Linked DNA regions of Homo sapiens: region 1 is linked to region 2. The links are chromatin loops, found by intact Hi-C in ENCODE. Cell type or tissue: PC-3. All regions are shown on one strand. Links, peaks and the distances in the headings refer to the core of each region. The heading gives the core; the rest is flanking DNA.

Region 1 (16,386 bases), core at 7,300-12,299, 120 kb after region 2:
GAGGGAAGTCCAAGCTCCCTTTGTGGTTTCCACAGACATGGTGGGGAGAGGTGTGCATCATGACTGGCCAGCAGGGACAAAAGTTGGCTCTCTGCTTGGCCTTCTCTAATCCCACTCTTTGGGGGCGTTAGGGCTCCGCATCATGGCGTAATGAGGACAGACATCTGGGCTCCCCACTTGGCTTTCACTTATGAGGGTGGAAGTGGGCCAAAGTTTTTCCATGGTGTCTGGCTGCAGTAGAGCTGTCATTGTCTGGAAGGGTTCTGTCTTGCTAGGCTGCCCCTTTCCTGGTACTTTGGCTAGAGAGAGCTAGCTTTTATGGGCACTTTTTTGCCTGTGCTTGTTGCTGTTTCCAGGTTTCTGGCTTCTTCAATTGCAAGTCTGGGACGTATGAGGCAAAAAGAAAACCCAGAGAACTCATCACTGTGTCATTCCTTGGGTCCCAAGGTCCTAACCACCTGCCTTCTTCCCTCTACCTTTCAGAGTCTTTATGTGTTTGTTTTATATATAATATTAATGGCTTTAAGTTGTAGGAAGAATAGGGGAAAGTATGTTTATTCCATCTTCCCAAAAGTACAAGTCCAAGAGAATGGTTTTTAGCAGTGGATTTTTTTTTCTAATGAGGCTCATTTCAAGAACAGCATGATGTTGTTTAGTCAAAATCAATAAAGACTATAGATATTTTGTATAGCCAAAGGCATAAGAATGAACATCAGCACTTACCACCCTGTTCTGAGACACACGAATAGTTGTTCCATGAGAAAAATACTTCTCCGTGATCAAAAACATCTGGGAAAGGTTGCATTTTATGCCCCCTCACTTCGGAATTCTTGATGAAGTTAGCATATTAAATACTCTGAGAAGATCTGAATGTAGTGAATTTTTTCAATCCAGTGTTTCCCAAATTCAGCTAAGCAGGAAACATGCTTTCCCAGCGTACTTACAATATCCTATACTATACTCCTGTCCACTTTGGAAATAGTGTCCACTGAGCCATATAATCTGGGGAGTTATCTCAGGACCCACCCTTCACAAGGGAGGGGACTGGCATCTTACTGGGTGTGCTGTGCCCCCAGGTCCACAAAATGATCAAAGGTCATTCTGTCTTGACAAAACATGCAGAGGAGAGTGGTGGGGAGAACATAGTAATCCTTTTCATTTTCCAACTCCAATAACCTCTGTGCCTTTATTGTTTTCTTTAAGTCTACACCAACCTCTACCAGGTAAGAGGGAAAAGTATTACTATCTCCATGTTGCAGGTGACAGAGGCTCAGAGAAATAAAAGTATATTTGTTGAAGAGCCAGATCTAGAACTGCAGGCTTTGGGCTACAGGGCCCTCCATAATTATTGAGCCCCTGTGATTCTAGCCTGGAGCCCGACCCTGCCAGAAGCAGGTGCAGTCTGACCTCCTGTGCCTGCCCTCCAGGACCCTGGGCCCTGAATCCTAGCTTGGCCTCCCTAGCAAAAAATAATAATAATAATAAATAACCCCAAGGGGCTTCCAGAACATGGCTCCCTGCTCACTGTCCCATACAGGGCTCTTCCAGGATGGCCTTCTTGCTTTCCAGAAACCTTTGTTCCATGGAAAACAAGTGCTGTTTTCCAGAACAAAGCCTCCAGGGAAGTGAGGGGAAGCTAGAATCCTAAATACAGGATGAGGCTCAGAATTGCTCCCTGGCCCTCACTTCCTCTGCAGCCATCACAGCCCACTGTGTGACTTGAGAGAGGAAGTGGCTGGGACTTCAGAAAGTGGATTTACTGGGAAGAAATGATTCCAGTAAACATAACCTCCAAGCGGCATGCCCCCGCCTCCCCCTCAGAACTACACAATAGTGACTTGTCTGCCGTGTCGCCTTCAGGGAATGGGGAAAAGGAAATGACCACTCTTATTTTGAGGAAGGTTCAGCATGAGGGCAAGGTCATTGAATAAAATGAGCCAAGGGATGATGCTGTAAAAACAAAACATTCATCCCAGAAAAGAGCTCCTGTCTGAAGGATTACATTTCTCTGCCTCCATGGTTATAGCACAGCCTCCCTTTTCTCCGCAAATGGCCACAGAGGAGGGCAATTCTTTGGAAAGGGAAGAACTGAGAGAACAAGGGATTTTATGGTTGACATCACTGGTCTGACTGGCCTTGCCAGAAAATGGAATTTATTTTGGCCCTGCAATTAGTTCTTCCTTCCCACTTAACAATTCTTCTTGCTGCTAAAGACATTAACTGAAGCATTAAATTCTTAAAATATTTCCCCCACTAGCCAAGCCTGGCTGCTGCAATGGCAATAGGAGTCTTTTGCTTTAAGTCATTGAAGGCCACTGTTAAAATCTAGCTACAACCTGCAGGAGGGAAAATAGCATCCATTGTTCACTCTTTAGCTGGGATTAGTTTTTCCAGCTTGACCAGATAGGCTTAAAGAATCCGACATAAGACTGATTCCTGGACATAAGACTGATTTGACTGGGAGAGAGGTCAGGAGAACATGGAGCATGTCCGAAACAGCTGGCCCAAGAGGGGTCCCCAAAAGTTACTGTGATCAGGCTGGGGCCAGCACGAGAGCCCCGGGCACTTGGGCAAGCCCAGGAGACACAGTGAGAGGGAAGGAGGGGTGTGAAAGGCAGGTGAAGGAGCGCCAGCCTCAGACCATAGTTCCACCCCCACCGCGCGCTAGCACCGCCACTGTCCTCTAGGCAGCTCTGAGAGGAAGGAACAAGGAGAGTCCAGAGAGCCAGGTTCTGTCATTACCACCTAGCTATAGAGCCTGGGGCAATCGCTTCACCTTCAAGACCACTTCCTCCTTGGGCTAGATCTGCTCCAAGGCCACTTTCAGCTCTAACATGCCATGTTTAAAAAATATATATTTTAAGGTATTTTTTTCTTCCTTCCACCACCCCAGATTTGCATATTTATCACATGATCACCTCAATCAATGACAGAAGTGCATGAAGTAAAAAGTGAAACACCCGCCCAGCCCCGCAGCCTCACCTCACCCAGGTTGTTGACCCCAGGGCTTCATTTCCAGACAACTGGAGCGGAGGGGAGTGTTTAAGATCCCGGGCTCCAGACGCAAAAGGCCCAGTTCAAACCCATGCTGTGCTCCTTCCCACTGTGAGGCCTTAGACACAGCTCTCCCTGCCTGCCTGCTTCCTCATCTGTAAAACTAGGACAATAATAGTGGCTGTGTTTCTGTGAATTAACACACAGAACCACAACAATGCCCGGACACCATGTTCCCTACATGCTAGCTGTTTGTATTGCATCTGACTTTCACTCACAGTAAGGGAGCGATAACTATAACAGAGGTGAGTGCTACCTTTAAGGAGCTCACAGTTGAAAGTCACCCCCGCAAATGTCAAGACCCACTTTTTGTCTGTTCCATGCCCCTCTATGTGGAAGGAGGGAAGGAGATGTCGGTTAGAGTGGAGCGTAGCTCCCGGGACTGACCCATCACACAGGTCGCAGCATCATGTGGAATCACTTCAGCCAGACGAGCCATCAGAAGGAAGCTAGATAACCCATTTAAAAACAAACATCTTAAAAGGGCATTGCAGATAAAACAATAGAGGAAAAAAACTGAATTTCCTATTAATTATGATGTGTTTTTTAAAAAATACAATCCATGCGGAAATTCCCAATCAGGCATTGTCTGGTGTTGAATACTCTGCAGTAGAGAAATGCTGCTTGTCATGGGGAACACAAAATTCCTCCTGTCCTTATGCACCCTAGTTCCTGAGGATTATGTCCTGTCTTTTTCAGCCTGCACCCTAAAAATAGCTGGTGCTATTTCCAGGTTCCCCAGCAGAGTCTCCATCCAAATGTATCCTATCAGCTTCTCCAGCTCAAGATCACAACAGCTCACCCCTGGATTGATTTGGGAGCCCATGACCTCAGGCTTCCAGTCTCCCCCACTGGCCAGGTCCCAGTGAAGCTTTTGCCCCTACCCCCTGAGTGCCAGCTTCCCCTTCCTCTGACTCCTTAATGCTTTATGCCTGTTACAGAGGGGCATCAGGGGCTGGCAGAAACCAGGGGCTGATTGGAATCAGGTCCTGCCCTAACCTCCATGGTTCTCAGTATTCTTGCCTATAAAATGTGCCAATAATAGCGTCTGCTTCATAGCCTTACAGCAAAGACTAAGTGGGATGATAATGTAGATAAAATGCCTGTCATCATGTCCAGCACATAGATAATGTTCAAGAAAAATTGTCCCCATTGTCACTTCCCATTAGAATGGCATGTTTGTTGGGGCTGTCTGCCTCCACAGACTGTGAGCTCCTCAAGGGCCAGAACTATGCATTATCCACCTCTGTATCTCTGATTCTCTGTGGCTCCAAACTCTAGAACAGCAGTAGTATACAGTAGGTACCCAGGGGATCAGTTATTTATTGCCACAATAATGCTGCACAGCAAACCAAACTTAAAACCACAATTCATTTAGCCCATGATTCAGCAATCAGGCTGTTTAAGCCAAGCTCTGCCTGGGGGGTTCTTCTGGTCTCCACTGGGCCCAGCCACAGGCCATGTAGGCACTGCTTCTACTTATGGAGGTGGTGGGGAGAGATGGACCACGTGTCCGTCATCAACCAGCAGCAAGGCCTGGCAGAGTTCTTACAGGGAGAAGAGCAAAAGGCCGCGGGGCTTTTTGAAACTGGCACATTGTTACTTTCACTACATTCTATTGGCCAAAGCAAGTCACAAGGCCCGCTCAGATTTAAGGGATGGAAAAATAGACTCTGTCTCTTGATGGGAAGAGTGGTGAAGCCACGTTTAAAGGGCATGGATTCAGAGAGGGGTGGGAATTGTCACCCCTTTCTGAATTTTTGTGATCTACCACACCCAGTTTTTCATATGAAAGAGGTAAGTTAGAGAAAAATGAACGAAAAGAGCAATGAGAAGAAAAACCCAATTTATGTCCTCACAATCATGGGCAAGGACACTTAAATTCTAGGTTGCTCAATACAAGCAAGATGAAAATTGACCTCTCAAACCATTATGTAGTTGAGAGTTCTCTAAGGTACAGTAAAGAGAATATGTGCCAATCAGGGCATAAATCAAGACACTCCTTTCCTGGTGTCTTGGGAAGGCAGATGGGCCTGGATTTATCGAGGACACTCAGCCTCCTGACAGCAGTATAATTACAGACACCAGCGTCATTAATCAGCAATCCGCCAGTGACCGAGGAGTCTATAAACCTCCAACTCTCTCGGTTCCAAAATTGATTTGACTTAAAAACAATTATTTAAATTCCACATGCTTGAGCATTTGGCTTAGGAGAATGTAGGAAAAATATCAAAAAGAAAAGTTTGTGTTTTTTATTCATCTCCACCTTCAGAACATTGAAAGTTTTTATTAGCCCATCAGTAATTGGATGAACCTTCTGTTTCACACACACACCACCCACCTTCTATCAGAGAGACTCTCACCAAAGATCCTCCAGCTGTGATGTCTGAAAACTCAATTCAGTGATGAGCTAAGGGACCCACTCACCTAAAAAGGTGCTGAAAGGCACAGGCATGGAGTTAGGTGACTTCCATGGAGCCAGCTCCCTAGAGAGACTAGTCAGTTTCTGCCTATGTGTAACCATCCTTTCCAAAGGTTCTCCATCCTTCTGGACCCCCCTTTTCTTCAATACCAAATAAAATGGTATTGGTATTGAGAAAAGTCCCCATTCCTGGTGCAGGAGGTCTAGCATCCCTGAATGTATCCATGCATTTGTAGCAGTAAGAGCTCACATTCTTCTGGTCGGTCCTTGCCTAGAGTCTGCTTCCTCGCTGGACCACAATTCCTGCAATGCCCCCGTCTCCCCTTTCTTGGGATGTTCTGCTATGGCACAAAATCTCTTTTCTGCAAGGGTCTTTGTACACAAGCTACACATAACAGATTTTACTGAAGGTTTGGTGGCCAAAAGAGGGTCATTACAGCATAGACTACAAGGTAAATTCATGATCAGGCAGACATCACTTCTAGTTTTAGGCTGCCTCTGCTTCCCAGGGAGGCTTCCTCTCTGGTCCCGTCTTCCATATGTTCCAGCCTTAGGCCATGCCACTGGGCCCCATGACCCCCTCAGAGCTGCCTCTAGACGACTCTGTCATCTCCTGCTGGTCTGATCTTCTAGCTTCTCAACTCATCTACATCCTGGACACCAAAAACCTTCAACATTTCTTCATTTCCAAGAGCAATTTAGCCTTCCTTTGTTTCATCTTTACTCATCCAGCTCAGGCCCAGAACCTGATCTCTCAGCAGTAGCAGGGCTCCTGTCATTTTTCCCAAACAATAGGGCCACTCAACCTCTGGGAACAATTATCTTCCTCCCAGACCAATGAAAAAAATCGCACTCGACTTTTAAAGTAACAGATGTTTTCTCTCATCTTTCCACACTGTCTACCACGTGATTTGAAAGCTTAGAGAGACCTGCCTCACCCCCCATGCCTGACACCCCTGCCAAGAAGGTCATCTCTTCAGGTTAAGGGATTATATCCAGAAGATGCACATAACCACACATTTCATTTGGGAAGAGTAACCCACCAGGTCTCAAACTACAAGTTCTCAAACTTTAGCGCATATACCAATCTTCTGGTGCACATGTTAAAAATACAGCTTCCCTGGCCCTAACCTGACACAGCAGACAGTAGAACCTAGGAATCTGCATTTTTAAAAGTCTTTCATCTCCACCCTCCCCCAAGTGCTTCTGATGCAGGGGATCAGCTGCTCACACCTGGAGCAATTCTGTGCTTCTGCTTGATTTATAGCATGGAATGCAGGAAGGCCGAGGGTCCAATCAACATCTCAAGGTTTCCTAGGGCTGCTGTAACAAATTGCCACAAACTTAGTGGCTTACAGCAACAGAAATGTGCAGCATTGTTCATAATGACCAAAAAGTGGAAGCAACCCGAATGTCCATCCACAAATAAGTGTATAAACAAAATGGATGTTACACACAGTGAAATATTATTCAGCCTGAAAAAGGAAGAAAACTCTGACACATGCTGTGACATGGATGACCCTTGAAGACATGATGCTACATGAAATAAGCCAGACACGGAAGAACAAATACTATACGGTTCCATGTATATGAGATACCTAGAGGAGTCAAATCCATAGAGATGGAAAGTAGAATAGTGGTTACCAGGGTCCAGTGAGGAGGGGAGGATGGATGATTTATTTTCATGAATATAGAGTTTAAGTTTGGGATAATGAAAAAAGTCTGGAGATGGATAGTGTTGATGGGTGCACAACAACGTAAATGCACCAATGCCACCAAACTGTATATTTTAAGAGGGTGAGAATGGTAAATTTTATGTGATATGTATTTTTACACAATTTTTTAAAGCTAAAAGATAAACAGTCCCAGCCCCAGAAATGTACTCTCTCATCGTTCTGGAGGTTGGAAGTTGAAAATCAGTATCACTGGGCTGCAGTCAAGGCATTGGCAGCCCCACACTCTCTCCAGAGGCTCTAGCAGACAATCTTTCTTTGCCTCTTCCAGCGTCTGGTGCATCCTTGGCTTCTGGCCACAAAACTCCAGTTTCTGTCTCCATCTTCACATCACCTTCTCCTCTTCTCTCTGGTTGGGGAATCTCCCTCTGACTCCTTCCTGTAAGGGCACTTAGGATGGCATAATCTTCCCATCTCTAGGTGTTCAAGTCCATCGCATCTGCCAAGTTCTTTTTCGCCATATAAGGTAACATTCATGGGTTCCAAGGATTAGGATGGGATATGTTTGGGGGATCATTATTCGGCCTACCATACTCTCCGTCAGAGTTGCCAGGAAATGGGGGCCACAGTGGAGAGAGGCGAATAAGAGGCAGTAGAGAGCTGGGATTTGGGCCTCAGGGGCAGCAGGTCCAGGGGAAGGATAGGCATCCCAGGCAGGGGAAGGCCCCACTCTGTAGGTCCTGGGTGTCGGGGGTGTTCTCCCAACCCAGCAGGAGCCCAGCTCAAGATGAAGCCACCTGTCAGGGAAGGGAGTAGCTGGGGGTGCAGTGGTTGTGTCAAGGTCACTGCCCAGCCTCACAGACATGATGGGTACCCAAGCACACACAGTGTCACATGCTCTGAGGCAGAAAGGGAAGCAGGAAGTGACTCCAACCCCCCTCATGCCTGGCTTGGGCCTCGATGAGAGCACTCCAGGTCTGAAGAGGACAAAGAGTCAAGTTAACTCCTACAGTGTGCCTAGCAGAGCAGGCACTCTTCATACTTCATCTTAGCTAACCCCCACCCCAGCCCCAGAAGGGGGTCATATTAGCCCCTCTTCACATGTAAGGTACCTGCAGCTCAGAGAGGTGAAGCAGTGGGCTCACAGTTACACAGTGCGTCCATCTTCTGAGTCCTGCAAGTCCTGTCTTGGTGAAGAGCTCCCATGCGAGTTGGACAGAGCTGGGATCACATCCTGGCCCTGCACTTACTGGCCATGCGACCCTGGACACCGCCTTGCTATACTGGCTGCGTCTATCTCGTGGGTTAATTTTTGTAAGATAAGCACAGTGCTGAGCACAGCATTTGGCATGAAAACACTCAGATAACTCATATTAATATCCCCAGCCCTGCCTGCCCAGGTGTGGAGAGCAGGGCCTGCCCCAGCACAGCTCCTCCCTCCCTTGCATGGTGAGGAGTGCCCAAGCAGGGATGCTGGCTGCTTTGCCACTATTGTCTGCAGCTGGTTGTGCTGGCCTGGTTAGAAAGGGGTTTCTAGGCAGAGGAGCCCCTGGGTTTGTAACAGCTGGACTCTCCTAGCCCCTGCCCTTGTGCCTCCCAGCAAGTCCACTATGAACCCTTGGCAAAGCAGAGGGCAGGGAAGCCTCAGGATAATTCCCCATTTGTCCTCCACCCCCACAGCCAACTTGAGTCTCGATGGGCTTCAAGGACTGTGTTGTTCCGCTGCTCGGAGCCTCTCACAGGCCCAGCCTCACAGCCAGTGCCAGCTGCAGTCGCGGGGCTGGCAGCCAGACTGGGGAAAGCAAGGGGCGGCCCCGTCCCTGCCCCCAGCCTTCTAGGGGGTTCTGCCTGGACAAGAAACCCTTTCAGAGTCATGAATCCAGTTGTGGGACAGGCCTGTGATTGTGCATGTTGTTTTAAAGAGCTTTAACAAACACAACTGGCCCAACAATGGCCTGACTAACATTGACTCTGGAGGTCACCAAGCCCAGGGCGCCCACAGGGAAAGCATTGTGGCCCTGCCCCAGTGGCCCCAGGCACTCCAGGGCTGGCAGGATCTCCCATAACCCACAGTCTAGGTGCACCTCACAGTCATCCAGAAAGGAGGGAATCTACCCTTGTATAAGTGCCATTGCATGCCAACCTCTGCCCTCCCATCACAGGTGAGGGGTTGATGCCCTATAAAAATGCACTATCACTCTGCCCAAGGCCTCAGTGAATTTGTCCCAAATGAACCTTCTCCCCTCAGTACCAAACCTACCGCCCTGACCTGCTATCTCTGGTTCCAGCTCTGAATCCTATCACTGGCTTCCGCTTCTCTCCCCAGCCCCTCAGAGAAGGCAGTGTGACAAGATCCAAGCTCCCCAAGGAGCTCTGGAAGCTCCCTGGTGACTCATAGCCAAGCACCTTTCTGTTTGTCACAGCCTTGCCCAAATGTAAACAGCCAGTGCAGGCTGGCCCCAGGGCTCACATCCGGCTCACGACAGTATGCCCTCTCTTCATCAAAATTTCACAAGTCTTGATGTTCATCTTCTAAAATGAAAAGTATTGCAGGCATAGAGACATGCCCCATGTGGACGGGGCCTGCTTATCTATGACATCAGTAACAAAACAAAACAAAAAGGCATCCCTGACAAGTGGGCAAACTTCCTTGGTTTTTACGAAAACTAACCAACTTTGCCACAGCCACTGAGGGAGCAGTTGCACTCTCCACCACCAACCTCAAGAGGGAGCTAGCCTCAGTCGCCACTCTAAACACCCTCTCACCCGCCAGCCTCCTCTGTCCTCGCTAGCTGCCCTCTGCCTCCACCCACAGCTTGTGCTCTTTTGTTTGAACAGAACCATCCGACATCTCCCATATGCCCACTGGCTCCAGCAGGGGCGGTGACTGCTAACAACAAGTCCCATTCCATTGATTCCCTCCCCTAAAGGTGTCTGCAAGGGAGAGCTCTCCTGGACGGACACACACAGGAAGAGAGGGCAGGTGGCTTTCCTCACAGTGAGAGCATGCTCGTGAGTTATGGAGATGCTGTCAGCTGCAATTGCACCAGGCAGTCTCCATGTGGGTCTCCCCTGTGGCTCTGATGCCTGGCAGGGAAGGGACCCTGGAGGGGGACTGCTGCTCAGGTGTCCAGACACCTGGCTGAGGGAGAGAGGGACCCACAGATCCTCTAGGACCGCAACAGCCCAGCCACCCTGGACGGGATCTGCAGCCGGCTGTCAGGGCATGCTCCTTGGAGCTTGGTTTGGCTTCTCTTTGCTGTTCTTGGAAGCTGTGTCTTTGGAAAGCAGAAGCTGGAGTTCCCCCAGCCCTTCAGGTGGCTGGTGTTTGCCTTCTCTCTCTGCCCTAGCAGCCACACCTCTCTGGAACACTCTGATGTGCGTTTATGGAATGCCCCAGTCACTAATCTTACAATTTGTTTAATGAAAAGGAAAAAAAAAAGTCACCCAATCACATATCTGTGGCATTAGTCACAAAACCCTTGACCTGAAGTGCCCAGACTACACCAGCTGCTCCATCCCACGAGGCAAATGGTACCCACCTCACCACTCCCTCCAATGGATGGGTCCCTGAGCACTGGCCTGGCAGACTTGAGACTCACTTGGTGCCCTGTTCTCCTGTCCAAGCCGTGGAGAACTCCAGAGGCAAGACTGCCTGGGTTCACTGTCCAGAGCTGATACTCCCTTGGCACGGGCTCTCAGACAAGTCATTAACCTCTCTGCGCCTCAGTTATCTCTAAAGGGCGGGGGGTAATTTTAGTGCCCACCTGATAAAGTCATAATGGGGATTAATAAGTTTCCTGAGTACCTGGAAAGTGCCAGCTGTTACTGCTGACAGTAATATTATGGCCGCCCATGGCCCGGTAGAGCTGCGGAGAAAGCCTATGCAAACAACCTCCCAGAGCAGAGATGATACTGCTTGCTCCGAGCCAGTTAACCCAAGGGCGAAATGTGATCCTTTAACAAATGCACAGCTTGCTTCCTGCTATAGCAGGCTGTTCCCAAAGACATCCACCCTTTCGCTGTCTCCATCAGGACTGAGAGTGGCATCCCTTTAACAGGGTAGAGTCCCTCTGGCTTTGAATGGCTGCCACTTATCAAATGCCTCTGCAGTCTGGCTAGGAGTGAGCCAGACAAAGAGCTGGGTGTGTGCAGTGCATAACCAATGCCTGGCCAGCGCTGGGCTCACTTGGCTATGTGTTGCACCTGATGACATCAGGGGTTGCCTTGCTCCCCAAGTGGTGACAACTCGGCTGTCATAGGGACAAATTATGAGGGGATTCCTGTCCCCTCCTGTGAAGAAGAGAATGGAGAAGCCAGGGAGAAGCTCTGCTCACTGGCTCTGTTCTTCTCTGCAACATGGGATCTGTACTGATCTTCAGCTGAAACCTAGTAGCTGATGGGCCACTGTCTCCCCCATCAACTGAGATCACCTCTCATTTCCTTATATCTGCAGGACTTTTCTTTATGTCTATGAAATTAAAGGCCTTGGGGTGTGGGGGTGCAGAAACATGCAGTGAACCCATCCCAGACTCATAGCACCCAAATCCCTGCAGGCGGAGCCCAGTCTTCTCCGCCTGAATCTGATGCACCTCTGTGCTTGAAGACCGTGGATTTACAGGAATTACCTGACCCTTATGTGTATGCAGCCAGATGGTCATTTAGTACAAGCCTAGTGGGTTCTAGCCAAAGGCAAACAAAAACTGGCCAGTCTCTGTCTAGACTCTGGTTTTCTGAGAACTGCCCAAAGAAGTGAATACTTGAGTCCACATGAGAACTCAACTGATCTTTACTAGTTGAATTCAGACTGCCCACTAGGTAGCTTCTCAGCCTCATTCTGCAGGGCCATATGCTGAGATAGGTGCCACCACCCAGGTAGGAGACTCAGGTTGAGCTGTGCCCTGGTCCAAGTACAGAGCAGGCAGGCACTGGGAAGGAACCCAGTGGCCTGGCTGGGAGGCAAAGTGAGAGGCACTGCAGGTTCTTAACCAGGCCCAGGAAAGGAAAGGGCTGTTGAGCAGGCTTTATGGATGAATGGAGGTAGCTCCCATGGTTCCCACCCCTCACTAAGAGCCTGGGGGCTCGGCAGGGGAGCCTAGGCCACCCCTTGGTCTTCCTCTGAGTCCTTTAGATGCTGTTTGGCCACCTCAGGCACAAGTGTGGCTGAGATGTTTCCCTGCAGGCTTGTTCCTGAGAACAGTCACCTGGGCAGTCAATCTGAAGGTGGCTGCTGGGAAACCTCAGGCTTAGGAGTTGGACCCAGGACTCACATGGTGTGAACCCAGCTCAGAGAAACAAAGCTCATCCTTGGAGCAGGGCCAGCAGAGGCAGCTGAACTTCACGGTCCAGACCAACAAAGCCGTCCCCAGTGGAGCTCTTGGGAGAGGAGCCTGGAAGGGACAAAGGCCAGACACTGGCCACTCTTTAAAACATAAGGAGTTTCATCGTCTCATACCCTGCTGGTGGGGCCAACGGACAATGAGGACTGAACATCTGTGAGGTGCCACGTCACTTCTCAAAGACAGATCACAGAGGCCTGTGCTGTTAATCTGGGCTCTGTCAGCTGCATCAGCTGACAAGCATGGCCACTCACCAGTTTCTAAGGCTGGGGAACATCTGTTGCCATTGTTTTGCCTTGTCTCTTCTTGACTTGCTGCAGAAAAGGCTTGTAATAGTTATTTGCAAAAACAGGTGGAGTGCTTTGAAGAAAAGCCCTATATAAACAGAAATAACACAAACAGGTTGCTCTGCTGCGAGGCTGACCTGACTCCACCCTGGCCCAGCTCTGTCATGTCAGCAAGGCTGCTGCCTTCCCCAGAAAAGGGCCATTAGAGGCCTTGGGGAGGAGAATACTGAACACAGCACTGGGGCGAGAAGACCTTAAATCAAGCCCTAACCCGACCCTTACTGACTGTGTGACCTTGACTAAGTCACTCAACTTTTCTTCCTCAGCCTGATTCTGTCATCTGGGAAATGTGGGTAAGCAGAACTCTTCTGGTGTTGTATGAAGATTAACTAGACAGTGCTTATGAAATGAACTGGCTCACATTAGTTAGAAAAGTCATAGAAAGTTCTAGCTTGAGGTATGGCTTTATTCAGGTTCTAAGAATGCCAGCAGGTTTTGCCCCTTGGTCCTTCTTCCCCTGGGTTGGCCCCCTGTTCCTGACTCCATCTGGAAGCTCTGGCAGCCTCAGCCTCACACCGTAACAACACTTAGCCCAGCAGACCAAAGCAGGTAGGTGCCTGTCACCCAGTGCTCTGGCAAAGTCCTGAGATTCACTCTGCCTGGACCAGGTTAAGTCATGTGACCCCCAAACCAGAACCAACCAATATGTCTGGGACACTGAATGCTCAGATTGACCTCATTCACTCACTCATCAAGTGTTTATTGAGCATCTACTATGTACCAGCTACTATTGTGCATTCTGGGGGCATAATATTGACAAGGCAGTAAGCTCTGTTGGGGCTTACTTACCAGTAGGAGACAGAAAACAAACAAATACATCAAACAGAATGATACAAAATTAGGAAATAACAGATATTAAAAAAATTAACCACCTACAGCAGATTCAGAGGGTAGAGATTGATGTGGGGTATGGGGTAGAGTGCTGTTTAAATAAGATGGCTCTCTTAGGAGGTGACATTTGAGACCTGAATGCAATGAGAATAGAAGCTGCGAGAAGATCCGGGCACAGAATATTCTAGGCAGAGAGGGCCAGTGCAGAGGCTCTGAAGCAGAATAAGCCAGGCTGGTGAAGGAAGAGCCAAAGTGGCCAGTATGGACAGAGGAAAGTAGACTGACAGAGAACAAGGGGAGGAGAGGTGGGGAAGTGGCAGACGCCATGGGAGGCTGGGCCCTGCCGGCATGGGGAGGAGACAGAGCTTCATTCTGACCATGGTGGAGTCTGCAGGCTTTTCGGAAGGGAAGAGGCATGACATGAGTTATGCTTGGAAAAGCCCCCTTGCTGCTATGTGGAGAGGGGTGGGGGCCACAGGGGCCAGACAGTAGTGGCTGGAACGGGGGTGGTGACAGAGCTGGCGAGAAGTGGCTGGACTCAGGACATGTTGTAGGTCATGAGTTCCATCCCTGGAAGCAGAACCTCGTGACCTTCCCAAATGGAAATCGGGAGCTATTGCCAGAAGTAATGGGGGTAGATGCTGGTGGACAAAAAGCAAGAGTTTTCCATGACTTTCACCATTTGTAGTTTCATCAATGTTTCCGTGTGGTGCTATCGTTTCACCATCATTAGTGTTCCCTTGGATGGAAACTGTATCTCCAATTTCTTTTTCTTCCTCCAAGGCCTAGAATCATTTCGAGGGATTTTAGAGACGATGTGGTCCAAGTCCAACCTCCTTGCAGAGCAGAATCCTAAAGCTTAGGAAAATTTTGGAATTGTACAAAGTCCCCCAGCTAATTAGAGCTGGAACTGGCATGCGGCACTCCTGGTTCCTAGTGCTGGCTCCATTCATGGAACAAAGGCTTAATTTGGGATGCTGCCAAGAACTGGTGGAGGTGATGGGAGAGGGTCTTACCCTTCTGCATTCTCCATCAGCATCTCCCCAAAAGCCAGTGTGCTCAATAAGCAGAGACCCCACCCTCTCTGACCACCACACTGCCCCCAAATCCCTCAATACGTAAGTCCTGGAGCTGCCCCCGTGTACAGTCAACAGCCTTTCTTCAGCAATGCTAATGAGAGTCAAGCATCCAGGCCGTAAAAGGCAGGCTCACATATGGGAAACACCGGGGTAGTGCCTTATTTTTGTTATTTTTTATTTTTTAGAGGAAACTTTATTTGAAGTACAGTCTTTTTATTCCTGCCGGGAGAGCTGCCAGTGGACAGCTCATTGCTCCTCAGCCACAGGGGCAAGTGTCTGCCTTTGAGGCAGTTCTGCAGTCCATAAAGCAAGATGGATGGGCAGCTTTGCAGGAGCAGAAAGGGCCAGCGTGGAGCAGCCTGGGAGGGGACTGCCTAAACTCTCCTGCAGATGCTCAGTGTGTCCTGGCCGGTCTCCTGTGGTAGAGGGGCCTGGGGACAGCTTTTGCCCTTGGGCCCAGCACAGTGTCTGACACTCCGGAGGAATCAATATGCTGGGTGAGGAAAGGGCCAGAGTGGTTGGATCCCCATGACATGCACACTTGCTGGGCCATAGCACATGTCCTCTGGGCCATCTTCTGGGTGACAGGGGCGCCTGGTATCATGAGAGGGACATGGCTTGAGCAATCTGGAGTTCTTATTAAGAGCATTACAGTGGAATGCACTCTCCCTCTATCTGTGTGTATGTGGTTTTAATTTTCTACTAAGAAAAGTAATCCCGATTCTCTTTAATCAGTAACCACCGTGGTCAGAAGAAGCTGTCACAGGCCAATGGGAGTGGTTAGTGGGTTTAATCATGAAAATGGCTGGCTGTCCTCTCTGAGGAGGAGACGTAATGACGCCTTGGATGGCTTTCTTTCCTTGCTCATCCTGGTTTCAGTAGAGGGCCAGCTGGCTGTGCAGGGCTGCCATCTCTCAGGATCTGTGCACTGCTGAGGGGACAGCCAGGGAGGTGTAAATACCAATAAGCTCCATGCAAGCGCAGAGGATCTCGACAGAAGCTCTTCTGAGATGGTGAAGGCAAGAAGAGCAGCATGTCTGGCATCAGGCAGAGAAGTAGAGAGAGGGAGCCCCGACCGCAGGACACACGTGCTGTGCCTCTCTGGACTGAACAGACATTCTTTCTCTCGGGCCAGCTGAGGCGTGACAGCAAACAGACAGAGGCAGTGATGGCCCTGCAGCCCGTGGAGCATAGGGGAGAGGAGCCGGGGAGAGGAGCCAGAGAGAAGCTGCTGGCTGTTGATGTGGGGGGATGGCTAGTGAGGGATGCCGGGGTCCTGACTGATGACTGCCTAGTGCTGGCTTTGGCGAAGACGTGAAGGGGCTGCCCACATGAATGCCCACTACTGACACTCTTGCTACTAACCTTCAACAGGGGTTTGGGGTTGCCCCTGGGGGGCCAAGTAGGCTGTGGACTTCAAGGGAACACTTTCTGTGGCCGCTGGCCATGGGGAAATTCCCCTTGCCAACAAGGAGGAACATGCGTGGGCAAGTGGCTGAGAGCGCTCAGGAGGCTTTAGCTAATGTGTCCTCCTCAGGAGGCCAGCTGGGAGGGGCCAGTCCTGCATGGAGGTTTCCTCCATCCTCTGCTATTCCAAGCTCAGCCAGCTGCCCAGTGCCCCTGCCCAGCCAGTGACAACCT
Region 2 (16,386 bases), core at 4,405-9,404:
GCGTTTTAGACAGCTGTTATAGGGATCCAAAAATATACAGTAGAGTAGCACAAAGGAAAAGTAGAATGAAGAACTGAGAAAACAAGTATGAAAACAAAATAGGGCCATGAATAAGACCAAACATGTTCACCACAGTAGCTGGGCATACATTTTACTCAAACTTGCTAGCAGCCAATGTAAACCAAGAGTGGACTTTTTTTCCACATTTTGCTGTCCCTGTTGCTCATGATTTTGTAAAGACTAAAATTGTAAAAGCACATTCTGAGCATGGCCAAGTTTTTCAGGTAAAGTGTCACTGAGGGAAATATGAGTCTGACTCTAGGCCCTTGACCTTTTCTGCCTTCCATGAGGTATCAGGTCTGCCTTCCTATAGCCATCTTGTTTGCTCATTCTGTTGGTCACACCAGTGGTTGGGTTTGGAGTGGAGATGGATTGACGCAGAGCCTCACTGGTGGAAGGCAACTCAAGCCTCATGTCCTGTTGCTGATGGGTCAGGAACAGCTATAGCCTACATGAAGGGTGTCATTTTTAATTCAAGTGCTCTTGCTTTTCTGTAACCTCGATATCACCCTCAGATCATATAAATAATTATGAAAAGAAGCCCTTTGCCCTGTCTCATTTGTTATGCCTTGCTTAGTTCAAACTATAGGCATGTACCATTTTCAGGGGCAAGGTCATAACACATAAAAATAACTAAACTACAGTTAGGCACCTGTTGTCACATTTTCACTTTTCCTGGCTGCTGAGATCTTGGGAATAGCCTTAGGAAGAGAGGGGACTAACGGCCATTCTGATGAAAAGCCAGGAAGAATTAATTAGTGGCCCTTTCTTGGGAAGAAAGAAATCAGTCTCCATCCAACAGAGAATTGCCCAGGATCTGACAGCATGGTAAAGAGACACTTGGTCAGTGAAAAACCAGGAATTTGGAGGAAGAGGTTTTGTTTTGTTTTTGTTTTCATTGAGATTGATTGTGAATGGACACTAAGTAAATTTGGAAGGGGTTTCAAAAAATATAGTTAAATACTAAGGAGGATTGCTTTCAGAATATTTTTGCTAAGAAATCATTACTGCCTGGATTTGTGATTTTTCAAACTAGGGTCCTGAGAGCCCCTCCGAGGTGGTAGTGAATGTGGTGGTGGAGATATTTGTTTGCCTTCCAACTCCCTCGTCCTTCAGCTGGGCAAAGCAGTTCACTTTCACTGTCTTCACGTGTTGACCTTCCTGTCTTCACCTTACTGAACTAGCTTAGTGCAATGATGAAGAGCTATCCAAACTTGTTTTGGGAAGAATAATCATGACATATTGTTTAATTTGTGTAACTGCTCTATTTGTTCTGACGTTAAGACAGAGAGCATAAGTCTCTAGTGTAAAGAATTTATTTCCCGGGCAATCCTTACCTGACTAAGAGCAACAGATAAAGGCCCTGTTTCCCAAACAGGAAAAACGGAACTGGTTGTAACCTAACAGTTACCTATTAGTAAGTGGTATGAATTTTCAGAACATCAGAAGACAGGTTATAGCATTAGAGAACCCTCTATTCCATCTTAGTCTTCTAGATCCTACTTCTCACCATGCTTATTGTAAATATAAAATGAGCTCACGGACATTCTTCTTGAGGGTCAGGGTAAGGAGAAATCTGACCTGCCCACAGGTGAATGCCTGGTCTTAATAAGACCAGGGACTTCCATAGGAATTATATTCAAAAAGCGGTATTCTCAGCATAAATTCACGAGCACTCAAGAAAGCTAAAGCAAAGAATGCATTTAACCTAGCTAAGAATTCACAAGAAACTAATGGAATATTTTACAAATGCATTAAGAGATAGACGGAGTAAAGTTTTAAATGTACTAATTAAAACAGAAGCCAAAGCAATGTTAGATAGAAATAAAAATCTTAAAGTATGTTGTATCTCCTGATCATAATTGAAGATTTCATTTAATTATAATTAATGACGATATAGAAATTTAAGTGTTTGACAGAATGTGTTAAACTTAGTTAAGGTAGTTTGTTTTAAATTTATCCTGTAACATTCTTAAGTAGAGACAAACTTAAGAATCATTAGTAGTTATTTTGTCATATTTCCTTGGGGAGGGGAAAAAAAAATCCCAGATGCATAATGGGAAATACAGAGTGACAGGGAACTATGGAGCCCAGTTCACATAACTAAGAGGATTCTGGAATAATTCTTTAAAAAGCAATTTGTAATGCCTAGAGGATAACAAGGTGTTAAGTAATTGCAATGTGAACTCATTGCCAAAAAATAAAATCACAAAATGAGTTTACCTTTTTTTTTTTTTTAACTTAGAAATAGACCTTGGAATTGACTAAAAAGTAGACTTAGCTAGAACTTCTCACAATAGATTTGGAATCCAGAAAGCCTATACATTTGCTAATGGAGTAATTTTGATTAGTGGAAAAATAAAGCCCACCAATGGCACAATAAAAGGTGAAACATATGTTATAAAATGAGCAAATCACAAATTGAAAGTAAGATAATAAAGAATTGGTGGAAAAAGAGAGAAATGCAGTTTGGAACTTATGTCCTGAAGCCACTGAGATTTCATCTGTAAACGTGGGCGTTTTTAAACTCTAATTCAATAATTAATATGTACAGAAATACAGACTTGTGTGGAACTTAGGATCAGAGCTCAAAATGGTAAAACTGAGAGAAAATTGAGGAGTGAAACATCAAGGAAAGGCCACAATGTACAAATGTATTTTAAAAATTTTTCATAGTAAAGATTAATATACACCTGATTCATGTATTAATTACATCTATTTAATAGAAGAACACTTAAGAATAATTTAGAGAATATTGTGTACCAGGCACAGTGGCTCATGCCTGTAATCCCAGCCTGGGCAATGAAATGAGACCTTGTCTCTTTAAAAAAAAAAAAAGAAAAGAATATTGTAATATTGTAAAAAACTATGGTGTGACAGTGAAAGTAGATCATGTAACGCTACTCATTTGAGATGGTTTAAACAGCCATTAAAGAGATCATCTGTCATGACACAGAGGGGGAGAAATGTCAGATTTCTTACACATGCAGCGTATTATTTTGGTGGTCTCCCAAACTGGCTTATTCCCAACCCCTTACGGTTTTTGAGCTGTGGAAGTCAAGGTGCAGTCTAGACTATGGCGTATAGTTCATATTCCATACCTGTCTCACTGGGGACTTCATGTTCAGATTCCTACCTGGGTGCTCCCAGTACCAGTTGACCTTCTTTTCATAGATGAGTATAAGGAGAGTTAGGTCTTTGTTTTTGTTTTTAAAAGTTGCTTCACACTTTTGTTTGTGATAGATATGTGAATGTCTCTTTAGTCGGCATAGTGCTGGGCCCTGTGACATTGACATCAGAGTCCTCTCTTGTAGAATGCTCTTCTCACCATGTATTCCCAGCCTCTAACAATGGCTGGTGCTCAATAAATGATCAACAGATATTTGTTGAATGAATCCATACGATATATGCAGTAAACATCTTTTCTATAAGATACAAAGAGCCCAAATCAGGAGGAATCTGTCTCTTTTGCAGAATGATTGAAACAGTTTCTAAAATTATGTAGCATTAATCTTTAAAACAACAACCCAAAGAGTGAAGATCAGCTATCATCTATTTAAGCATCCTACTCAATGCCAGTTCCTGGTTAGATGCAGGTAGAATTAATATACTATCTTTACTCTCAAGAAGGCTGCAGTCTGCTAGTAGAACAGGTAGGTAAACAAATACTATGGTTACAATGTGAAAAGTGCAAAAATAGAGATAAATTATTGGGTACATTCACGATAAAAAGGAGGAGGTGACCAACTCTCCTCAAGGTAATTCTGGAAGGATGATTGTTGGTCACCAGAGAGAAGGCTATAGATGGTACATAGTCTAGACAGTGGGACACACCCATGCTCCATTCATAAATAAAACAATTTCTAGGATAATTTGAGTTATCCCTTCTAATTAATACTGAGTAAAATTTAATTTGTTATTGGCTATGGTTTATTTTTTCAGCTATTAATGAGTTATATTCATATATAAATATACATGTGTGTGTAAAATTTCTTGACACAATTATTTTTGTTTATTTTTTTGAAACAGGGTCTCACTCTGTTGCCCAGGCTGGAGTGTGGTGGCATGATCACAGCTCACTGCAGCCTTGCTTGCCTTGAGCCTTGCTCTCAGGCTCAGGCAATCTTCTCACCTCAGCCTCCCAAGTAGCTGAGACTAAAGGCACATGTCACCATGCCCGGCAATTTTTTTTTTAAACTTTTTTGTAGAGATAGGGTCTCACTTTGTTGCCCCGGCTGGTCTCAAACATCTGGGCTAAGCAATCCTCCCACCTTAGCCTCCCAGAGTGGTGGATTATAGGCGTGAGCCGCTGTGTCAAGCCTGATTTTTTTAAATAAAGCAGTAAATTTTGCAATTTGACCGTATTCTGATTTCAGGCTAAGAACTGTTTCTTTTTCAGAAAGGAGTAACCCTTGGATCTTGTCCTAATTCAGTATGTCTTGCTAAGAGACTAGTAACAGTAGCTTGTGTATACTTGTGATAAAATGAGCCCTACCTGAAAGAAGGTGAGGGAAATGGCATGGCAGAATTACCATGTGGCTCCATCCAGTTCTCTACTGTCCCCTCTCCTAGCGTTTACCTACTGGTATCCACTAAAGCAGGCTTGCTCACATCAGACAGAGGAACCAGGAGAAAATTGGGTACCAACTTAAGTAAAACATTTTTTAAAAATATTCCTGTTATTGCCGGGCGTGGTGGCTCACGCCTGTAATCCTAGCACTTTGGGAGGCTGAGGCGGGCGGATCACGAGGTCACGAGATCGAGACCATCCTGGCTAACACGGTGAAACCCCGTCTCTACTAAAAAAATACAAAAAATTAGCCGGGCATGGTAGCGGGCACCTGTAGTCCCAGCTACTTGGGAGGCTGAGGGAGGAGAATGGTGTGAACCTGGGAGGCGGAGCTTGCAGTGAGGCGAGATCGCGCCACTGCACTCCAGCCTGGGCGAGAGCAAGACTCCAACTCAAAAAAAATAAAAATATTCCTGTTATTATAGAACGTGATACAAAGTGAAGGTAAACTTTAGAGCATTCTGTTTCATGGGTATATAAACAAGTTATATGGTACCTGCATGTGCCATTCTAGAATTTGAGTAATTCTGAAAGAATTTCCAGACTCTATTCCTGCATGTTCTACCCTAAAAATAGCAGTGGAAGTGTGAAACAGTATGGTGTGTGAGGCAACTGCAAGCAGTTAGAAATGCTTCAGATGTAGGTTTGTGTGGGAAAGGGCACACTAGGAGGAGCCAGGTGGTGCAGGGCCTTCTGTGCCATCTGAGATGTTTGCATTTTATCCTGTATGGATCTGTTGTGCATTAGCAGCAGAAGAATGACATCAGAGGTGAGTGTTTGAAAAAAATCGCAGTAGTAGCAGCGTGGAAGAGAGCCTGGCAGGATGAGAAATGAAAGCCAGGAAGACCAGTTAGGAGAGAGACTGAAAGAATGACCCAGCCAAAAGAGGATAAGAGGATAAAGGCCAGAACAGTGTCAGTGGTAGTAGAGATGAATTCAAAATGAGTGATAGCCATGTGTCAGATACTGCCTTAGGCTCTGGCCATTGTCTGTAAACAAGGCCACCTGCCATACCCTCATGGAGGTTACACACTAGTGGGAAGAACAAATAGTAAAATTACTCCCTGCTCTTCAGTTTGAGTGACTGAAGGTGGGAATCACTAAACAGGAGTCAGTTTAGAGGGAAATAATTTCAATACGTTGAATCTGAGCTGTGTTACATATCCAGTATGCAGTTGGAAATAGTCTACAGTTATGAGTCTTGGGCCCTTTTCAGAGGGCTACTTTGTCTTTGTTAGTTTTAGGATAACATCAGTCAGGATTTTTGGTTGCAAACAATAGAATCTTCTCTGGCTTATGTAAGCAGAAAAGCAACTTTTTAGGAGCTATTGGATATCAACTCATGGAGTCTCTAGGAAGGCCAGGGAGCCAGAATCTGAATCTGGGTTTCAAGGAGCAGTGCCTACTGCCACCACTGTATCCACCACAAATGCTCAGGATCACCCTATCTCCACATGTGGCTTCTTGTGAACTTCACTCACTGGCCTGCCCTCTGGCTGGAGGGGATTATGAGCAGGTAATTTTCTGACTCCTAATATGGGAAACAGCAAAATAAGGAGAGTTTTCAAAGATATTGCACAGCTGTCAATGTCCAACAAAGATATTTTTGCCTCCATTTGCATCTGAATGAAAAAAATTAATTTCAGGAGTATGTAGAATTTTATAGTGATCTACAACATATTTTCATGTAATATTATGATGAAGGCACATTGTCTTCCTGTAAACAAAACTGATTTTTCGTATTAAAATGAACTGTTTTGTTAATTTGGTAATAAATTTGCTTTTGATTGATGTTCACCATCTGACTGGACAGCCCCAAGGTTATTAGTGGATTTCATTCTAAATGATTAAGTTATTAACGTATTAAATTATGAATATATCTTCCCATTGAAACAAAGTTATCATGGGTGACTCAGTTCCTGTGTGTATTTTAAAATGTGTTTCACATTCCAGTGGAAGCTCCTAGAACGCAAGCTGCTTGGCATCTTCAGAAGAGAAGTGAAAGGGAACCGGGATGGAGTCATTTGTGGGCACAGTGCCTACAGACACATTGTAGCCATTCAATAAAAGTTGAGGAAGTGTTTCTAGGAATAGATGGTTGGAGGGAGAGAAGGAGGAAATAAGCCTATGTTTCTAACATGAAGCTGCCTGTGATTGTTGTAATAAACATGGGTTTATTAGAACAATTGCCTTTGGTGGTTTAAAACAGCATTTCAAAATTCCATCTGTTTTGTTGTCCAATCCCTGAGTCCCAAAGTAGTGAACAATTTGAGAGTCATTTGAAGTGAGTAATTCAAAAAGAAAATAGGCTGTTATGAATAACATGTAATGACCAGTTATTTCTCAGAATTATAGAAGTTTCTGTGAAAGTAGTTGGGCTGAATAGATGATCTTCAGAGTATACCATGGAACTATTTATTTATTTTTAATTTCATTATTAGCTTGTTTTTCTAATGATTTATATATGGTACCTTAAATGGAGGAGGGAATATTATTGAGGCTTCCCATTGCCTTCACCTAGGAATACCTATTATATTTTGGTAACCAAAGGTCCTTTCAGCAGCAAAAATGCTGTTTGCTTGATTGTTACACAACGAGGTTGCTGGAGCTTCCTACCTAGACTCGGGGAGAATAAGTTGACCTGCTTATACTAGGTAATACCTGGTAATTTGTATAATCTGACCTTTCAAAACATTAAAGAACTTGATTTTTTCACAATTTAATTAAGCATCTGCTGTGTGCCTGGCAAATGCTAGGCACTTGGTATAAAGAGATGAGCAAAACAACCACAGCCCTTGCCCCATTTGAGCAATTAGCTGGAATTATATTCTGTGACCTACAGTTTTGAGGATAAAAAGTCTTGTATTTCATTAAAGTTGATATAAGTTTCAAACTCAGAAGATAAAACTTTCTTAATATTCCCGAGAAACTTGAGGTATACTAAACATTTCCGGATGGCAGTTTGATTTACCATGTATTTTAATATTGACATAAAATATGATCCTTTTGAGGAAACAGAGTTGGGTAATACCAATCTCAGTGCTTAGAAACTAATTTAGATAATAGAATTAAATAACAAAAACAGATTGAGGAGAAATTGAAATTCAGTGTGCAGAACCACTTTTGGAGTCACAAGACAGTGATGGCCTACCCTTAGGAGCAAGACAAATGTCTCATTACTGATATTTGACCAAGTTTTCACTTTTTCCTATCAGTCCATTTTGAAATCAGCTAAGAGTGTTTCAGATAAAGGAACATCACAGAGCCCTGGAGGAGATTAGCATTAACTGATTGACTCCACTTGCTGGGAGAAGGTCACCCTGCTTGCAATTCGTTCAGTGGTCCTGGAATGTGAACTACTGCACCTGTGATGGAGAAAAGGCAAATCACACACAAAATTGAAGTTCAGGGAGTTTCTATGGAATCTAGGGTTTTCAACCAGCAAGTTTCATAACCACATAATGACTTGGGGAAAGTATCAAGGGGGTAATAAGAACTTAAAATCTCAGAAATATAGCACTAAAAGGACGGTTCTTCCCCCACTCCAAGTGCTTTATTTGGCAGAATGTTTCCTTAAGCCCAGAGTCACACTCCTTTTTCTATAAATTTAATAAGCACTCAAAAAAATACCATGAATATATGTCCTTTTTCTGGTTTTTTAAAAGGAAAAAAGGTATAAATGATTAAAAAGAAAAACATGTAATGGCTGTACTCAGGGATATAACTGCTAGCACATTCATTTTTATTTTTCTAGACTTCTAGTCATATTGTCTATGTGTCTGTATGTGTTTAATGCAAAAATGGGATCACAAGCTGTTCTGCCAGGTAGCACAGTGATAAGGTGCACGAGTTTGGAATCTGACCAGGAGTCCTGGGTGTGGTTCCAGCTCTTCGAGTTACCAGCATGTGTTTCTTTGTCTGTAAGATAACAATAAGGGTGTACCTATTCACAAGATTGTGATAAATAACATAAAGGAGATCATATGTGAAATGCTTAATCTAGCATTTAATAAATGCTTAATAATCCATTCTGTTGTTCCTGTATTCTGCTACACTGTCCCTGTAACACCATGGTTTCCTGTATTGATTGGGGCAAGAGAGGTGGCAAGCAGGGAGGCACTGATATGTTTTTATTCACAAATTTTTTAAATGCACCCTCTAATAACCAAGGAAAATACATAGCTGTCACTTTATCCTGGCTTATAGGACCTTATATTTTTGATATGAAGTTCTGCGTTTTAAATTTTATAAGGCAATATTCAATTCAAAAGTGGCCTCAGTAATTTTTGTCTCTGTTCTAATTGCTGCTTTTGAAAATACATAAAATAAACTGTTTAACAGCCTTTTTGGTTCTTTTTCATATATATGATACGTATGTGGTTTTCATATTATCACGAAAAAACTGTAGTACATCATGTAAGTACTGTGAATATCATACAGTTGTGCTGTTTTGTCTTCTTCAAGTAGAATTTTATGTCATTTTATAATTTGCCTTAATTTCCAAATAGAAACAATTTTTGTCCCAATTTTAAATACTATCTAAAAATTAACTTAGATAAGTTTAAATTTTATTTAAGGTTTTTGTGCTCTTGTATAATTTAATGTGGAAATTAAATGTTAATATGCAAAACAGGTCCTAAGCTAAATTTTATGACAAAATAAATAAATGTTCCATTTTTTTCTTTCTTTTTCTTTAGCTCAACTGAGAAGTCATTTCCTTGGAGATCAACAGGTATGTTTTTTATTATATAAAAGTTATGTTTGATAAACACAAATTACATAGCCTACTCTCTTAACTTACTATCTCTTGGTGAAATAAGCCAAGCAAAGCCTTTAATAGTGACAATATTGCGCTACATTGCTTTGGAATAGTACTTAATATGCTTAAGTTTTTAGTATAATTGAGTAAATTTGTGTATGTCAACTGTAATGAAAAAGCATTGAACAGCAGCATTTTTAATATTAACCCCATATCTGAAAGTTTCCATTTCCATCATAAGAAAACACAGGGCTGACTTCAAAAAAAGTTATTACGTAATCAAGAAAGCTGCTAATTATACAAGTTGGGTATTTCACTGTGTTTATCATACTCAGAGAAAAGTCGCTTGAAGTTTTCATTTTTTTAATGTATCCACATGTAGAATATCTAGTAGCTTCTAACATAGTGTGGTAGCTTTCCATGTAGTCTCTCTATCTTTTCTTTTTAACCTAAATTCACCACATAGGAAGGATGAATTACATTAAGGAGACTGTCTGTCACTTACATAAATCGTTGATGTCTTCATACTCAGCCTTCACTCAATAAATGTTTATTGAGTATTCACATAATGTACCGGGTGCTGTGCACATTGCTGGGCAGAGTGATGGGCATAACACACACTTGTCCCTGTCCCCTTCCCCCATGGAGCTTACATCGTAATCAGTAATGTGAACAATGTTGTAATGCTGGAATAGGCATTGATGTGTAAATACTTTGGCCCTTTTCAAACAAGACTTGAATTGAGGAAGACTTAGATAACCAAATGCCCAGTATCTGAGTTTATCTAAACCTAGTGCCAGGATTCTGGTGTTCCTTATACTGCATACAAGGCACTTGGCTGTCATACAAAGAAGTTCTTTCCCCCAGAAAAATAGCGTTAACTCAAACTGTTGATGAGGCAGAAACGTGAAAAGCTACCTAACAATAAGGCTTCTAAACAACAGTTTAACACAAGGCAAGTCACACCATGAAATAATATGTGGTTAACTGCCAAGTAAGTATTATGTGGGAAATACTGATATAAGTGGACAGCCCACATCTGAGATGGCAGAGGAGATGGTCCTGCAGCCTTGGGCTTGATGGGCGGCTCTGGAGAGGGCATTGTCACTGGGCAAAAGAAGAGACAACACAAGTGTCACGGGAAGGGAACATTTAAAACTGGTTTGGGAGGTGATAAGACGTGCAAAGTCTAGAAGGCTGAATTGGCTGAAATTACAGAGATCTGTAAGTTCCAGGGACTTTATACTCTCTCCGTGATCATGGGGAGACACTGAAAATTCTTGAAGCAAAATGTCATATTATTTAAACATTTCTCAGAAGAAACAGCAGAGGTGTGAACTGGTGGGAGGAAAAATTAGTGACAAGATAGACCAATTGAAAGCTTACTGCAGAATTTGGTGTGTGAGATCATCTAGGCAATTCATAAGGATTTAGAGGCTGGTGTGGTGGTCAGGTGGGTAGGCAATAACTGTGAGGTTTTGCGTTTGGGAGGATGGTACAGTTAAAACAATTAGGAGTGTCAAAATGGAGAGCCAGTTTCGGTGGGGGTGCTCTGGACCACAGTGTGAGATGTGTTGGATTTGAGATGATTAAAGGGCAGCAAGTGACACCACTCAATAAGCATTTAGAAATGTGATTACTAAAGAAAGCCTTTATTCAAATGTGAAGAAAACACTTCTGTTAAACCGATAGGTCCATGCATATTAATACTTTATTATGTGGTTCAGACATGTGGGCCAGAGTGCTGTGGATAAGGGACAACTGAGTTAGAGAAAGCATGCCTGAAACCTAGGAGAGCAGCCTATGCCAGGAGAAAGCTGCTGCTTCTTATTCTTGGGAGGTAATGAGAGAATGATCTGAAATCTGACCAAGGCGGACAGAGGGAGTCAGGTGAGATGCAGTGTTATTTCCCCCACTTTGTCACAGCATTTAAGGTCGTTACTGAGAGTGGGAGCCATGTCTGCTCTGTTCAACAAAGTATTCCAAGGGCCTTGTGTGTGGATGGTAGACCCTAGGTGATTCACCACCTGAGCGAATGAATACTGCATACATGAACGAATAGTAAATGCTGCTTTACACGTCCTAGGAATATTTCGTGTGCATATATTAGCTTCACAGCCAAATTCTAAGCTCTTGCAAAGTGTCTCTTTTTTCTCTCCTACTTCATGCCTAGAAAATGCCCAACCTTTAGAAGGTATTAAAAGTATACCTAATGAGTAAATGAGGTGAATATTTTCATTTAGTAACAAAATCTATATTTTGAAAAAATATATACACAAGGAAGTTATGTTTTTAAAAGTGACAAGAACTATTTTTGATTCATAACTTGACTCACAATGCCTTAAAACCTTTATAGCCTAACAGGACGTTAGTACAGTATTGCAGGTTTGTTTTTTTTATGGCAAATTTGGCACACATGCATGTGAACTTAATTTTTTGTTTGTTTCTCTTAACAGCCTTTTCTTTCTTTATGTATAATATACAAATTTCTTTATTATAATAGCTTTATTGAGAGATAATTCATACTATATAGTTTACCCATTTTAAGAATACTCTTAAATTTTTTTTAGTATATTCTGACTTGTGCATCTATCACCACAATTTTAGAACATTTTCATCACCCCTAAAAGAAACCATGTGCCAGTTAGCTGTCACGCCATTTTACCCCCAAACTTACCAGTCTTAGGCAACCACTAATCTATTGTACTTTCTTTCCTTATGGATTTGCCTATTCTAGACATTTCAGTTGAATAGAATCATACATGTGGTCCTTGTGGCTGGTTCCTTTCACTTGGCATGATTTTTTCAAGGTTCATCCTTATCATAGCATGTAACAGTAGTTTATTCCTTTTTATGGCTGAATAATATTTATTCATTCATCAGTTGATGGACATTTAGGTCTTACTACTTTTGTCTGTTATGAATAATGCTTTTATGACCATTTGTATAAAAGTTTTGAATATATGTTTTCAGTTCTCTTAAGTATAAACCTATTAGTGGAATTGCTAGGTCACATGGTAACTCTGTGTTTAACCCGTTAAGCAACTACCAGATTATTTTCCAGAGTGGCTGTACCATTTAACATTTCCACTAGTTAAAAATAACGGTTCTACAGGAGAATGGTGTGAACCCGAGAGGCAGAGCCTGCAATGAGCGGAGATAGCACCACTGCACTCCAGCCTGGGCAACAGAGCGAGACTCCTTCTCAAAAAAAAAAATAATAATAAAATAACAGTTCTGATTTCTCCACGTCCTCTCAAACACGTTATTATCCTTTTTATTATAGCCGTCCTAGTGGGTGTGAAGTAATTTGTTGTATTTTAACCTTACCAACTGCCTTCATCTCGACTTTCTTCTTTACTTTGTAAATATAATTTTTCTCCTGATTCTAAATGTAATATATACTCATCAAAAGATATTTGGAAAATATTTAAAAAGTACAAAAAGTGGATAAAATTACTTATAATCAAGCTCATCACTTAGCCTTTCTGTGCATTTGTGTGTTACATACAGTTTTTTTACCTTTTGAGAGAAATGGGGAACATACTGTATATGCAGTTACATTTGCCAGTTTTTTTCATGTAATATAAAATTCTTCAAATTCATCTTTAAGAATGCATAATTAATTTATTTCTGAAATAAATAAACACTTTTCTAGCATGTAATTGTCAATGTTTAAAGCAAACATCCTTGCCCTCTTAAGAACTTCAGGTTTAATGAAGGTGAGCTATAGTGGAGATGTATAACTATATTCAGTTACAGTTGGGAGATAGGGGAATTCTATAAGGGAAAATCATAAGTATATACGTATTTACCCATATCTCTAGTATCGGACATTCAGATTTTTTCTTATTTTTTACTATTTTAAATAACAGTGTGGTAACCATCCCTATATATAAAATTGTATTGGTACCTTTGATTTGCCTTAGGCTGGAATTTCAGGAAGAAAATTATTTAAAGTACTTGAATATTTTAATGCTTTTGCTATATGTAACCAAGTTGCTTTCCTGAAAGATTGTATTAATTTTCCCTCCCTCCAGGTGTATGGGATTGATCTTCTCATATTGCCACATTAGTGTCATCATTTGTATTTCTAATTATCTAGAGAATATAGAAGTACAATATAGATTGCCCTTTTCTTTTCTATTGGAGACTTAGTGTTTGATGGATAAGAGTTCTTTGTAACCCAAGGATAATAGGTGTATTTATTAGCCAGGGTTCAGCTGGGAAAACAGAACCCATGCCAGGTAGTTCAACATACGGAATTTGATACAGAAAATGTAGTTACGAAAGTGTGGGTTGGAAGATATGAGTGATTAAACAGGATGATGAAGCACCCAAGAGATAATGATACCAGAAAGCTGCTATCATCCCTAGGACTGCAGAGGCAAAGGGGTAGGTAGATGGTTTTGTCAGTGTCCTAGAGCTGGAGCAGTGGGAGGGGCTTCAGACGGGGAGATTTCCAGCATTAGGTGAAACCAGGAAGGAGATGCCACCCGTGCCAGAAATGTTGTTTAAAATAGAGCCAGAGAAATACCCTGATTTCCCCATGCAATTTTTCTCCTAACCCTCACCAGTCTATACACTGGCTGAACTGAGCTGGAGAGGGCAGTTGTGGATTTTTAATTACCAAAAGCCAAGCAGACACTGCATATAATCATGTGTTGATTTACAGTCTAGAGAGAATGAGTTTAGATTATGAAGACACATTAATTATAGTGGACCTATGGCCTTGGCATCCTTTCTACCCCTTCCCCGTTGCTTAAGTCATTTGACTGCCATCTTCAGGGTTTTTATCATGGCCAAGTAACAAATATAAGAGTACAAAAAAATAGAAAAAAACAATAAGACCTACTATTTGATAGCATAACAGGGTGACTATAGTCAATAATTTAATTGTACATTTCAAAATAACAAAAGTATGATTAGATGATTTATAACGCAAAGGATAAATGCTTAAGGGGATAGATACACTATTCTCCATGATGTGATTATTATGCATTACATGCCTGTATCAAAACACTTAATATACCTTATAAACATATATACCTTCACTGTACCCACAAAAATTTAAAATTAAAAAATTAAGAGAAACCCATATATACTATTACGTGCTTAGTATTTTCCTTTAAATTAAAGTTTTCAAATCTTTTTTTTACTTTTCTAGTAGGCTGTGCAATCAGCTGCTAAATATAAAAATATATATGGTACACAAATGTATTAAATGATTTAAATTGAATACATAATAATTAAATGTTGTCCAAATAGCTCCTCAAGTACTCAAGTACTTTAGTGTTAGGCAGATACTAATTCAGTGGCTAATCTCCCCTCGCCACAGGTGTGTCCATAATTCACACTTAATAACTGCATAGTTCCTTATTTTTCTCAGAGCACACTCTTGCCTAAAACTCATATTCAAGCCTAGTAGTTACATTTACTAATTTTTTTTCCTTTGAGGGGAAGGAGGAAGGGTATTAACTTCTAAACACAGCAATCACAACTGGTATTTACTTTCTAATATTTTAACTGTATAATGTTGTGGTTTTTCTTAAGTTTACCCACTTTTCAGCCATATTTATGACATTTAAATTGTAACCATGGCAATAAGCTATAGTTAGAAGAGTAGCAAATTGAAAATTTATGAATAAAATAGTAAAATCTTATTTTCTTTTCTTTCTTTTTTTTTTTTTTTTTTTTTTTGAGACGGAGTCTTGCTCTGTTGCCATAGCCGAAGTTCGGTGGCGCCATTTTGGCTCACTGCAACAGCCACCTCCTGGGTTCAAGAGATTCTCCTGTCTCTGCCTCCTGAGTAGCTGGGATTATAAGCGTGCACCACCATGCCCAGCTAATTTTTGTTTTTTTTAAATTACAGACAGGGTTTTGACATATTGGCCAGGCTGGTCTCGAACTCCTAACCTCAGGTGATCCGCCCAACTCTGCCTCCCAAAGTGCTGGGATTACAGGCATGAGCCACTGCACTGGCCCATATTTCCTTTTCTAGTAACTGTAGATGCTATTTATAACTTTGAGTATATATTAATAATTGGGATAAAACAGCAGTGTTGCTGCTGCTTTTTCTATAAATTTTGACAATTGTTTTTTTTCTTTGCTGCTTTGACTGCAAAGATACTGAAGATAATATGAAAATCATCTATCTTAGAATTAGGCAGTCCTACTCAGAATAAATGAGGAGTGGCTTAAATTTGAAAAATATTTAAAAGACCATCAGTCCACTTAGTCTTTGGCTGGGTCTTGACAAAAGCAACCTCTTTATTCGTTTTTTGGTTTCCTATACAAAATTTCACAAAAGGATTTAGGATTGAAGGTCCTCATTTATCCTCATTTATTTTTATACTTTGCATGTTTACTTTCAGACACTTTCTCTACCTTTTTTCTTAAGTTTTACAAATTTGACTTGAAAAGCTTAGCTCTTTAAAAGCCTTTCAGCAATAGGTGGATTGTTAGAGATGCAATGGTTTGATCACTGCTTAGGAGCGATCCCTGCTTACTCAGGTGTTTTCAGGATGTTATATTCTGTTGAAATGTGGTAAACTGGAACCAGCCTTTGAATTGGATTTTTAAATAGCTAACCTACTGCAGCATCATTTTCTAAGGAAGAGCTTAGGATGCCCTAGGCAGAAGAGATTTTCATTTCACTCTCATTTCATTAGATTCAGGAGACTCTAGCTTGCTTGTTTGTGTGTTTATTGTTGAGGGGCTGGGGGCAGAAGTTAAGGAGGGTAGGACATTTGAAAACAAAAAGCCCAAGTTTCTGAAGTATGGGAGCTGAGAAAGATACTTCCCAAAGAACGAGGAAGAGCTGCCCATTCTGCCAAACATTTTTATTTTCTCAGGTCTTTAAACTTCTTCCCTAGAAGTAATAAAGTTGTTTTGGAGCATTTATGCTTTATTATTATCTTGACTTTTGCCCTTTCTCTTCATTATTCTGTACCCTCTAGCTTACCAGTGTTACATATTTGCATTCTAAAAATATAAA

What was found. Hi-C counts contacts between places; a loop is a spot of excess contacts. Peaks named below come from ENCODE experiments on the same cell type or tissue, not always from the same donor. Only the 100,000 strongest peaks of a DNase experiment are listed, where the experiment ranks them.
Region 1: a loop joins it to region 2, with 4 times the contacts of the local background. A loop is called at or near these places in 3 of 110 quality-filtered maps.

Annotation. Positions count from the first base shown.
Region 1 is chr2:158,714,503-158,730,888 of GRCh38, forward strand. All of the region lies in intron 1 of PKP4-AS1 (PKP4 antisense RNA 1), which reads right to left. Among named protein-coding and RNA genes, the nearest start is that of PKP4-AS1, 12 kb to the right of the region's middle. RefSeq lists enhancers at 8,907-9,412, 10,249-10,748. In PC-3, for the core only: CTCF peaks have their summits at 9,857 (motif pointing right) and 10,056; DNase peaks (open chromatin) are centred at 9,569, 10,559 and 11,089; H3K4me3 peaks cover 1,503 bases; H3K27ac peaks cover 3,710 bases.
Region 2 is chr2:158,593,743-158,610,128 of GRCh38, forward strand. It overlaps PKP4 (plakophilin 4), which reads left to right. Exons shown (of 22, transcript NM_003628.6): 4 at 9,328-9,362. It overlaps LOC105373715 (a long non-coding RNA gene), which reads left to right. Exons shown (of 2, transcript XR_001739137.2): 2 at 1-2,515. Among named protein-coding and RNA genes, the nearest start is that of PKP4-AS1, 130 kb to the right of the region's middle. In PC-3, for the core only: no CTCF peak of the experiment used is centred there; a DNase peak (open chromatin) is centred at 6,639; H3K4me3 peaks cover 432 bases; H3K27ac peaks cover 1,957 bases.